Regions from separate parts of the Homo sapiens genome. Here regions 1 and 3 are each linked to region 2. The links are chromatin contacts, found by Hi-C or POLR2A ChIA-PET in ENCODE. All regions are on one chromosome and are shown on one strand. The core of a region is the stretch at or near the end of the contact, and the rest is flanking DNA. Distances in the headings are between cores, read along the strand shown.

Region 1 (3,569 bases), core at 757-3,256, 3.3 Mb after region 2:
ATATATTTACTTATTTTGGAGCAAGGTCTTGCTTTGTTGTCCTGGCTGGAGTGCAGTGGCAGGATTTGAGCTCACTGCAGCCTCAACCTCCTGGGTTCAAGCGATTCTTCCACCCCAGCCTCCCGAGTAGCTGGGACTACTGGCGCACATCACCACGTCTGGCTAATTTTTGTTATTTTTTGTGGAGACGGGGTTTCACCATGTTGCCCAGGCTGGTCTTTAACTCCTGGGCTCAAGCGATCCGCCCGCCTCGGCCTCCCATAGTGCTGGGATTACAGGTCTGAGCCATTGCGCCCGGCGGCAGTTTAATTCCCTCAAGAATTTATAGAAAACTTTTGGTGGAACTATTCTGGGTTGGAATCTAACACTACAACTCATTTGCTTTGTGACCTTGGGTAAGTCACTTCTCAGCCTAAATGTCTTCACTTATAAAATACATAATATAGCTGATACTTAATAAAATCTTCCTTTTAAGGATGACATGGAATACTAACTGCCTCCCTGACTTAGGCACCTAACACGGTAGGCAGTCAGCAATCACTTCACCTTTTTACCTGTTTAAAGCAGCAGAGGCCTCAGTTCTTACCTTCAAAGGGCTTAAAATAGTTTAGGAGAATTCACATTTTAAAACATAAGAACATATAAGCAGGTGACAACATATAAGATACAAATACTGAAGGACATGACCTCATCGTGTCATTGACAAGCTATTAAGGCCGGCTCCACCAAAACACGGATAAAGAGGAGGCCAGAAATCCAGGTGCCTGCAGTAAAGTTTCTTAACCTTCGTGATTGCAAAAAGCTGGAGCTCAGCTATCTTGCTTTATGCATAGGCGGTATTTACTATTAAGGGGGAAAAAATGGAAGTGACTTATCCGCACTTTAGCCTCAAGGCTTGAAAAGTTAACCAGTCGTTTAAGTGGTTAGCGCCTTTGTCTGGGGGAACTTAATAAAATCGCGTTTTCTGGAGTCTCACGGAGACTCTGCATATTGGTCAGCTCAGTATTAACTTATTCGGTGAGTGCTGTCACCAGATCTCGTCCCGCCTGCATTCCCAGGGCTTGCAGCGACATTGAGGCATCTGCCCGCCTGTCCGACCACCCGGGAGGGGGGTAAGATTTGAGAGGTACTTTATAGGGGCAGTTAAATGAAGACGCAAACAAGTCCTAGTGTTGATGCGGAACTGCGCGCCGAATGCCTTGGCTCTGACACCTGTTGAGCTGCAGGACTCCGCTAAAGCGTCCCACCTAATGACTGTAACAACGTCCCCTGAGGAGGGCCAATATGGCGACGGTCTCCTCTTGGCATAGCCCTCTTCCCTCCCTCATGATGGGCAGCTCCAGTAACGCCCATTGGCTAACTAGGAGGCGGTGCCAGGCCTACTTCGTCCCCTCATTGGATTGAATAACTGAGGGAGCCGCCAATTCTCCTCTGCCACTCCAAGTTTCCGCCCTCAGTTAATTCGGCGTTTAATTGGCTTTTAGTTCACGTCAATATGCGTCCTTTCCTGTCTCTTTTCAGTCTAACTCCAATCATAACGTTCCTGGCTGCCCGCCTGATTTCTGATTGGTTTTAATCAGCTTCATCCTCTCCTATTCCTGCCTACTTCTTACCTCTCCGCCCACTAGGATTTTGCCCAAGCATATCCCGGATTCTGGTTGGCCGTTGTTCTGTCATTCCTATCAAAGCTTTGCCTATCCCTACGTCTCAGGGAGCCCGCCTGCCGGTTGACTGGTTTCCTTCCAAGCCAATCATCTCCAGCTCCCGCCCATCTTCACTTCCTGCATCCTTCATTGGCTTTTAACACTGAGAGGGCGGTCTTTTTAGGCGGACACCAGGCACGCAACTTAGTCTCACACGCCTTGGAGAGCAAGCGAGTCTTGCCATTGGATAATTCCACCGTCTTTCTTCTGCAAGTCCCTCCTTTCCCCCTCCCTCATTGGGCGGGGCAGCAGAGAAGGGGCGGGGCCTAGGTTGGGCTTGTGGCGCGCTGCTCCCTCCTCCTTACCCCCCCCTCCCTGTCCGGTCCGGGTTCGCTTGCCTCGTCAGCGTCCGCGTTTTTCCCGGCCCCCCCCAACCCCCCCGGACAGGACCCCCTTGAGCTTGTCCCTCAGCTGCCACCATGAGCGGTAAGGATGAGTCCACTCCAAGCTTAGGGGTGGGAGGCGAGTGAGGGGGCGCGCGCGAGGGCCGACCGGGCGATCCCCGCCGTGAAGCGGGGGCGGGCGGGAGGCGGCGGCGGCGGCGGCCTAGGTCCCGCCCGGGGCGGAGGGAAGGGAGGGAGACGGGGCAGTGGCGGGGCCTCCGAGGAGGAGGGGGATGGGCCGCCCGCCCCGGGGGAGGGGGCAGCGTGGCCTCGCCCGCCCCCTGCCCGCCCCGGCCACGGGGGACGGGCCTTACCCCCCACTACTCGGCCGCCCGCCTGAGGCTCCTCCCGCCGGGGGCTGGAGCCGCGGGGGCGGCCCGAGCAGCGAAGGCCCCGCCCGGGCCAACCGCCTGCCTGGTCCGCCCTCTGGTCGCCGCCTGCTCCAAGGCCCTCCTCCCCCCACTTTCCGTAGATTTCCCTTCCCCCCCGCCCCCCACCGTCCCGCCCTTTCCACGCCCCTCACCCCGAAACCGCCCTTTCCCTCAGGGCCCGCCCTCCGCCCCGAAACCTTCTGACTACTAACCTGTAGATCCCTTTAGTTCCTTAGCAGTATTCACAAATGTTTTTCTACTCACACTTTTTACTTCTTTTTCCCCTCTCGTTACTTTTCACACTTGGATTTTTGTTTGTCTTTTTTTTTTTTTTTTTTTTTGAGACGGAGTTTTCGCTCTTGTTACCCAGACTGGAATGCAATGGTGCGATCTCGGCTCACTGCAACCTCTGCCTCCCGGATTCAGGCGATTCTCCTGCCTCAGCCTCCGGGAGTAGCTGGAATTACAGGCATGCGCCACCACACCCGGCTAATTTTGTATTTTTAGTAGAGACAGGGTTTCTCCATGTTGGTCAGGCTGGTCTCAAAACTCCCGACCCCAGGTGATCTGCCTGCCTCCGCCTCCCAAAGTAATGGGATTACAGGCGTGACCACCGCGCCTGGCCTCTCCATCTCTTTTAAACTTAATTTTAGCAAGCTTTCCATGCACCCACATGTTGTTTTATGCCTTACCTGTCCTTTTCCTTTTTTTCCCTTAGGATACTTTTTCTTATTTAGAAACTCTCACCATGCCTACCGTCCTTCACATTTCCTATCCCCAAAGCACTTTTTGAATGTTTTCTTAGTTTAATTTTGTACAAGGGAGAATTAAGGCCCACTTTTGGCACATTGAACCTAGTTCATGTCCTGCATGCCCTGCAGCTCCCCTCTGCCCTCCAATCCATTTTCTTTATACTGGTGGCTTTCGCCTTCCTGTTAGTCATTGCTATTTCATCATAGCCTCCTTTTATCCTTCCTACTTCATTTCTTTTCTTCCCTCAAGTTTACGTTGTTTGTTTTTTAATTATTTTAGACCAAGATCACTCCATGGATGAAATGACAGCTGTGGTGAAAATTGAAAAAGGAGTTGGTGGCAATAATGGGGGCAATGGT
Region 2 (3,537 bases), core at 375-2,874:
TGATGAACGGTAGGGAAGGGTGAGCAGATTCCTATGTTGGTGGGCACCAATATTCCAAGGGCAGCTCTCTTTGCTGAATGAGGGCCTTCTCGTGAGGTACTGACAACACCAGCAACTCGAGAGCTGGGAAACTCAAGGAGGAGGAAGAAAATCAAAACCACCCTACTCCCTGGGGTGAGGAAAGAACAGGAGGGGAGGAGGAGGAGTGTGCTCTGCACTTGCCTTGCTCCAGGATGGGGTGGCAGCAGAGGAATGTCACAGGTCAGCAGCCTAGGCCTCCAGCTATAAATAGTCCGGAGGGCCCGAGAGGCTCCCGCCCGTCCAGCAGGGCTGTCAGCTTCCTGTGTGGCAGCACCTGGCACACTGGCTCTGGCCAGCATTATGCTAAAACCCTGTTACTCTCCAATGAACCAGGGAGGCGGGCTCCTCTCTGCGCCTATCCCTTGAGAATTCTGTCTTACCAGTGAAGGGTGGGGCTGCCCAGATCAGGCAGCAGGAGTGAGGGGCACAGTCACCCCAGGCCTTGCTGAGCCCAGGTCTGGGTACTGAGTGTCCAGAGCTGCCTCCCCAGGAGGTTAAGGTGGGGGCAAAGGGGAAGCTTCAAGCACTTTGCCTACTTTTGTTCACTCCCCAGTGCACTGTGACTCAGGCCTTCCCATCAGGCCTATTTGTCTACCCAATAAAGCGTGTTTTTTCCAGAAACAAGAAGAGTTGGGAGAGGGAGCTTCAGTGCATGTGGCAGTGCGTGTGCTGGCGCGTATCATTGCACGTATGTTTTCCCTCTTACCGTAGGAAAAATGAAAAAAGAAATCCCTCCTCCATAATCGCAGCTACTCCAGGGGTCAGCGGCGGTGCCCACTCAGTCCCCATCCCTCTCTCTCCCCTCCCGCCAGCGCCCCCTCCCGCCCTCGCCGCAAGCTGGCCCCGGCCTTGCCGGCCCTTCTTAGGGGCTTTATCATGCCTCCTGCAAGAATAGAGATCACACACGGGACGGAAACGTTAGACTCTCATCCCTTGTGCCCATTCCTTGGTCACGGGCCAAGCTGCCGCATCCTTAGCGGTCCAGGCATCGCGGTGCCCCTCGGGCCCCTACCTGGACTAGGCCCACAGCCGGGCTCTAGGGGGCGCGCGATCCACCTCCAGAAGGCCGGCTGCGAAAATCTACCCAGCTACTGGCGACGTCACCGCACCGTAGGCTGAGGATTGGCTGACTCTGATTTAGCATCCTAAAACTTCCGGTTCCAGAGCTTGGCTCGCCAAAGACCCTCCCTCGAGGGAGAGAAACCACAGCCCCCAGAATTCAGCGGGCCTCTCCGAGAGCACGGCGCGTCTGAGGATGCGTAGTAAGGATAACGGGCCCGGAAGCCGGAAGTTCAAAGCCGGCCTCCAGCCAGAGTGACGGCCTGCGCGGACTCCCGCCTTAGTGGGCGGAGTTGTGCCGCGTCTGATGCGCAGTTCCCTTTATAGCGCGGCAAGCCGAATCCTAGAGGCTAACCCGGCAGGTGGGAGGGAGAAAGTTGCTTTCTGCACCAATAGCTGAGGCGTTCAGGGTTGTCCAGGGACGCTACCCTCACGTGTCTGGTTCCGAGTGCTGCGTTCGGCTGTGCTGGGAAGTTGCGTAGACAGTGGCCTCGAGACCCTGCCTGCCTGAGGAGGCCTCGGTTGGATGCGAAGGAGCTGCAGCATCCAGGTACGCTGCCGGCTAGGGCCGAGCAGGGGCTGCCAGTCCCACTGCCTGCGCGCCCACCTGGGCCAGTCTCCGCTTGCCGCGTCCTCCCATCCCCTAGTCTGCAGGCCTGGTGCCCTTGAATTCACCCGCTTCTGTTGCGTTGCGGACCGCGAGCTGCACTGCTTCCTGCCCAAGCCCAAGCTCCTCGCAGCAGTAGGTCAGTCTTGCTAGAGCTCAGCGCTAATCCTGTCAAACCTCGACTCCTGCCTGGCGTCTCGACCCTCCACGCTCCAACTCTGCCTCTTCCTTGCTCTATAGACCTCTGCGTCCTGATAAGTGGCTCTCCGGGGCACCCTTCGTGCATATCGGCTATCCAGCTCCACCTCTTGACCGCTTTCACTTCCTGGAATGCTCTCACTGCTCCTCTTCTCCAGGCCATCCTTCTAAAAAGACAGTTCCACTCCCACCCCGATTCCCACCCCTACACCTTTCTGCTAAGTTTTCTCAAGCCCCCACCCTGTCTTTGAGCTGTTGTCTCTGAACTCTCACAGTGCCTCTCCATGAGACCATAAGCTCCTGTATGACAGAAGCCATGTTCTTTTTAGCGGCCTCCGTAGCATGATGTACGTTATGTTATGTTATGTTATGTTATGTTATGTTATGTTATTTTGAGACAGGGTCTTGCTTTGTCGCTCAGGCTGCAGGTGTGCGCCACCACGCCCGGGTAATTTTTAAAAAAAGGTTTTTTTTTTGTTGTTGTTGTTGTTGTTTTTAAATAGAGAAAAGGTCTCCCTATGTTGCCCAACCTGGTCTCCAACTCCTGAGCTCAAGCCATCCTCCCGCCTCGGCCTCCCAAAGTGTTGGGATTACCGGCGTGAGCCACCGTACCCGGCCGATGTACTACTCTCTAAGTGCCAAACAAAAAGTAGATAAAAGATGATGGATACCTTAAAAGCCCTGAGTTGACCACTATGCAGTGTATGCATGTAACAAAATCGCACTTCTACCCATACGTTTACGCAATTTTTTTTTTTTTTTTTTGAGACGGAGTCTTGCTCTGTCGCCCAGGCTGGGGTCCCGTGGCGGGATCTCGGCTCACTACAAGCTCCGCCTTCCGGGTTCATGCCATTCTCCTGCCTCAGCCTCCAGAGTAGCTGGGACTACAGGTGCCCGCCACCACGCCCGGCTAATTTTTTGTGTTTTTAGTAGAGATGGGGTTTCACTGTGTTAGCCAGGATGGTCTCGATATCCTGACCTCGTGATCCACCCGCCTCGGCCTCCCAAAGTGCTGGGATTACAGGCGTGAGCCACTGTACCCGGCCGTTATTTTATTTATTTATTTATTTGTTTGTTATTTTATTTATTTTTTTGAGACGGAGTCTCGCCCTGTCGCCCAGGCTGGAGTACAGTGGCGCGATCTCGGCTCACTGCAACCTCCGCCTCCCGGGTTCAAATGATTCTCCTGTCTCAGCCTCCTGAGTAGCTGGGATTACAGGCATGTGCCACCATGCCTGGCTAATTTTTGTATTTTTAGTCAAGACAGGGTTTTATCATATTGGCCAAGATGGTCTCGAACTCCTGACCTCAGGTTATCAGCCCACTTCTGCCTCCCAAAGTACTGAGATTACAGGTGGCTCACGCCCAGCCTTTTTTTTTTCTTTATTATCATTATTATTATTATTTTTAGAGACACAGTCTTGCTCTGCAAGTGCAGGGCCGTGATCACAGCTCACTGCAGCCCCAAACTCGTTGGCTCAGGCAAGCCTCCCACCCAAACCTCCCTAGTAGCTGGGACTGCAGGTGCATGTCACCACACCCAGCTATGGTTCTCAATTTTTATTCTAGCCTAACACACTGGAAAGATACAG
Region 3 (3,663 bases), core at 542-3,041, 3.4 Mb after region 2:
CCGCCTCCTCCTCCTTCTCCTCCTCCTTCCCTCCTCCCCCCGCTGCCCTCCACCGGACCCGGGGCGCTGTCACAGGCGATGCTCGTGCGGTGTCCGGATGCACGGGTGTCAGCTTCAGCTTTCTGCCCCCACCCCCCGACCCCTAGCCCCGTCCCTGCTCGGCTTGAACTCCCGCTCCTTCCAGGGCCCCCGCCCCTGGCCCCCCGGGACGGACACGCCCTGAGCGGGGGATGCTGCGATGGAGCCGCCGGCCTCTTAAAGGAGCCCGCTGCTGCCATCCGGCGCGCTCCAGGCTCGTACCTGGCCCGCCTGGGCCCCGCGCCTCCCTGCTGGCGGTGTCCTATGGAGGTCCCACCTCAGGCCTCAGGCTGATTCCACAGGAACCCCCTATGACCCGTCTTATAGACTCCTTTCTACATCGGAGAGAGCAGCCCCTCAGTTGGGATCCCTAGCGCTCTGGCATTGCTCCCCCTATCATACCGATCTTGCCAGCTCTCCTTCCCTTGATTGTCACCACTCACTCCAATTTCACCCACTTGGAATTCACTCGGCTCTAGGCCCCATCCTCCTCCAGTGTTCCTGGATGACCCCTCATTATCATTTCAAGATTCCTCTGGACCTCCAACCCCGGCTCAGAGTAAGACATCTTTCTTGACCCCTTCTCAGAACACTCATTAGAACCTTTTTTTTTTTTAATGTGGTCTCTCCCTTTCTCTCTCCAAGGTCACAAGATTTCCCTCAGCCCAGTGGTTGTGCAACTTTGGGGGAGGAGGCAATGGGGCTCTAGGACTAAACAATGCGCGTCTGCTCAACACCCAGATCAGTTGATTAATCTTAGGCGGCCAAAATTCACTTTTGCTCTCTTCAGCTGAGAGACCCAAGACTCATGGAAGAGGGAACAAGACCACCAAGGTGCCTAGTCCTTCTAATCCTGTCGTCCCACATTACAGCCTGATTATCAGGCCCCAGAGGTTTCCTCGCCAGTTAAAGAGAGGTTCACTAGAGCGGTTCTAAAAAGGTTTCACAAAAGAAGCAACACCTGAAGGGAGGTGAAGGACGACCTAGGAAAAGGAAGCAAGTTCTGTGTCACGGAGGCCCAAGGGCAAGGGGCTTAGGCTGTGGGTTGAGGGGACTGTCTGAGACGGACTTAAACCTGCACCAGCTCCAGAGCCCTGCGGAAACAGAGATCGGTCCCCTCCGGCGTCTAGGTAAGGCCCACCCTCCCAGACCGCAAAGAGCCAGGATCCGACGGCAGCCTCTCCGGACCAATCACAACCTTCCTTCATCAAGGAGGCGGGGTCGGGGGGGGCTGACTTTTCCTTGTCTCCGCCCCTTTAGTCGAAGTAACCAATCTCAGTGCACCTAGGGGAAGTAATCGCAATGGGAGTAACCAATGACGCCATGAAGCTTCTCGTGCGTGCTTGACCCTGCCTCTCCAGCTGCGACACAGATGGCGCGCGGGCTCTTGGGTTCTGTAGTTTTCTCGCGATCCAAAAGGCTCCGTGCCCAAGTGAGTCCTTACCGCCTCCCTACCCAGCGGCTTCCCCTCCGCTAGTACGCATGTCCACAGCTTCACGGACCGGGAGAGAGGGGGCGCGGAAGGAAGGAGGCGGGACGGTATTACAAACAAAAAAATACGGCCTTCTCGAGAAGCGACGGCGGAGGGCCCGCTCCTCCCAGAAGGCGGTGCAGCCTGCCCGGGCGAGCCACGCACGCAGAGGGTTGTGGGGCGGATAGCTCCCCTCCAGATGGAGGCTCACGAAGTAGGGTGGGCGGGGGACTCCATATCCCAGCGTGCCCCGCGGCGGGCCCTACCGGCCGCGACTCCGGGCTTGGCCCCGGCCCTAGCTCGTCGGCTGTGTATTGGGGCGCGTGGAGGCTGCAGTCACGGTGGCGCCCGCGGGGACGGAGGAGGGAATGAGTGAAGAGGAGCAAGGCTCCGGCACTACCACGGGCTGCGGGCTGCCTAGGTGAGCCGTCTCGTACCGATTCCTTCAGGGCGAAAAGCGTGGGGCCGTGCGGAGGGAGTAGCGGCGCGGCCCCAGCATGCACCTGGCCTGAGGGTTGTTCCCGGCAAGCACTGGGGCAGTGGGCAGTGGTTCCCGGCGTGCACCGGGGCAGTGGCTGCTGCCTCCAGCTCTAAATAGTTTGGGGTTGGCCCGGTTCCCAGACTGCACTGGAACACTGGGCTTTATGCCCCCACATTCAGTGCATTTGGTGGGTACTGGGTTCCTGGCTTGCACTGTGTCAGGGGGTATGCACTTTCAACCTGCATTGGGGCACAGGATCGTGCCCACCTTAACTGAGGCAGGAGCAATGCATTCTTCCCCCCTTGCTTTGGGGTAGTGGGCCCTACTTTTCCAGCCTGCACCTCCACTTGGAACCCAGCCAATGGATGCTAGACTGTCTGGGGTTCCTTGGACCCTATGTCCCCCATAATGTGCCTAGGTCTGGTATGGAAGTGCTTGGCTAGGTGGGTGCAGAGAGGGGAGGTGTGATGTGGGTCTGTGCCCCTTCCCCCAGTATAGAGCAAATGCTGGCCGCCAACCCAGGCAAGACCCCGATCAGCCTTCTGCAGGAGTATGGGACCAGAATAGGGAAGACGCCTGTGTACGACCTTCTCAAAGCCGAGGGCCAAGCCCACCAGCCTAATTTCACCTTCCGGGTCACCGTTGGCGACACCAGCTGCACTGGTGAGGAAGGCTTGGGCAGCCTGGCTGGGGTGTGCATTTGCAGGTCCCCATGGCTTTGTTTCTTGGAGTCTCTCTCTTCACAGTCCTTTTCTCCAAGGCCAGTGAGGGAAGGAGAGATTTCAGGGGAAAAGCTACTGACTGGATTGGGAGAACAGGGCTGTAAGAAGGTGGGTAGGACGTGGGAGAGTTAGAGGAGCGAGCAGGACTCCCACAGTGATCTGGCAGATCCCCATCACCCTAGAGGAAAAGTAAGAGAAGATAACTGAAATCCCAGTGGAGTATTTGGGGGAGTGAGTGCCTGGCGTGCTGGGCTCTGTTCCCGGTGCTTAACCAAATTCCCGTTTAATTTTAAACCTCAGTCTAACCAATGATTGTAGGTGGTAGTATCCGCCCCCCCGACTCCTCCCCCCGCCCGCCCATGTTGAATATGAGGAAACTGAGTGTTTGAGATAGTAAATGGCTGGTGCATGGTCACATGCCTAGTATGTGGCAGAGTGGGGCTTTTACTCCAGAGCCTACCCTCTCTTATTCCAGCTCTCTGTATTTATTGAGGGAAAAGAAAGTGCTTTGCAAAGGAAATTAAAGCATTTGCGCTCAGAAGTCCACCCAAGGCGTTTGAGCTCAGAAGTCCTGCTTGGCATGGCTTAATTCTGGAAGCTAACGGAAAGATAAGGGCTCTTCCTTCCAGCAATTAGTGAAACACTTCCAGTCTTCAGCAGGGGGAGGTTGGTCAGAAGGGGCTTGATTGATTCCCTCTGGCTACGAGGAGAGAGGCTGTGGGATGCTGGTTTCTTTCCCGTCCTTTCAGTGACCTCCAGTATTGCCCATGCCCCCTCTCTCAGGTCAGGGCCCCAGCAAGAAGGCAGCCAAGCACAAGGCAGCTGAGGTGGCCCTCAAACACCTCAAAGGGGGGAGCATGCTGGAGCCGGCCCTGGAGGACAGCAGGTGAGGGAGGAACCGAGGCATCCCA

What was found. Hi-C counts contacts between places; a loop is a spot of excess contacts on that map. ChIA-PET counts read pairs that join two places held with the same protein, here RNA polymerase II (POLR2A). Pooled maps may share reads with other maps.
Region 1: a pooled map shows a loop between it and region 2 (37-fold over the local background). The contact joins the promoter of SP1 here to the promoter of COX14 in region 2. A Hi-C loop is called at or near these places in 9 of 50 pooled maps. POLR2A ChIA-PET finds 5 or more read pairs at or near these places in 2 of 52 experiments (CD4-positive, alpha-beta T cell and GM10248).
Region 3: a map of B cell shows a loop between it and region 2 (24-fold over the local background). The contact joins the promoter of TARBP2 here to the promoter of COX14 in region 2. A Hi-C loop is called at or near these places in 1 of 168 maps with a recorded cell type or tissue (B cell) and 5 of 50 pooled maps. POLR2A ChIA-PET finds 5 or more read pairs at or near these places in 1 of 52 experiments (CD4-positive, alpha-beta T cell).

What each region holds. Positions count from the first base shown.
Region 1 is chr12:53,378,170-53,381,738 of GRCh38, forward strand. SP1 (Sp1 transcription factor) reads left to right here and starts at 2,007. Exons shown (of 6, transcript NM_138473.3): 1 at 2,007-2,129; 2 at 3,490-3,569. The coding sequence starts at 2,123. RefSeq lists enhancers at 1,100-1,600, 1,504-1,803, 1,636-1,930, 2,781-3,539 and a silencer at 2,044-2,673.
Region 2 is chr12:50,110,612-50,114,148 of GRCh38, forward strand. It overlaps COX14 (cytochrome c oxidase assembly factor COX14), which reads left to right and starts at 1,625. Exons shown (of 2, transcript NM_032901.4): 1 at 1,625-1,690. It overlaps GPD1 (glycerol-3-phosphate dehydrogenase 1), which reads left to right. Exons shown (of 8, transcript NM_005276.4): 8 at 1-702. RefSeq lists enhancers at 1,065-1,114, 1,175-1,434, 1,655-1,894, 1,905-1,954.
Region 3 is chr12:53,499,492-53,503,154 of GRCh38, forward strand. It overlaps TARBP2 (TARBP2 subunit of RISC loading complex), which reads left to right and starts at 1,792. Exons shown (of 9, transcript NM_134323.2): 1 at 1,792-1,970; 2 at 2,524-2,693; 3 at 3,536-3,638. The coding sequence starts at 1,918. It also overlaps a transcript of MAP3K12 not described here. RefSeq lists a silencer at 84-333 and an enhancer at 1,427-1,726.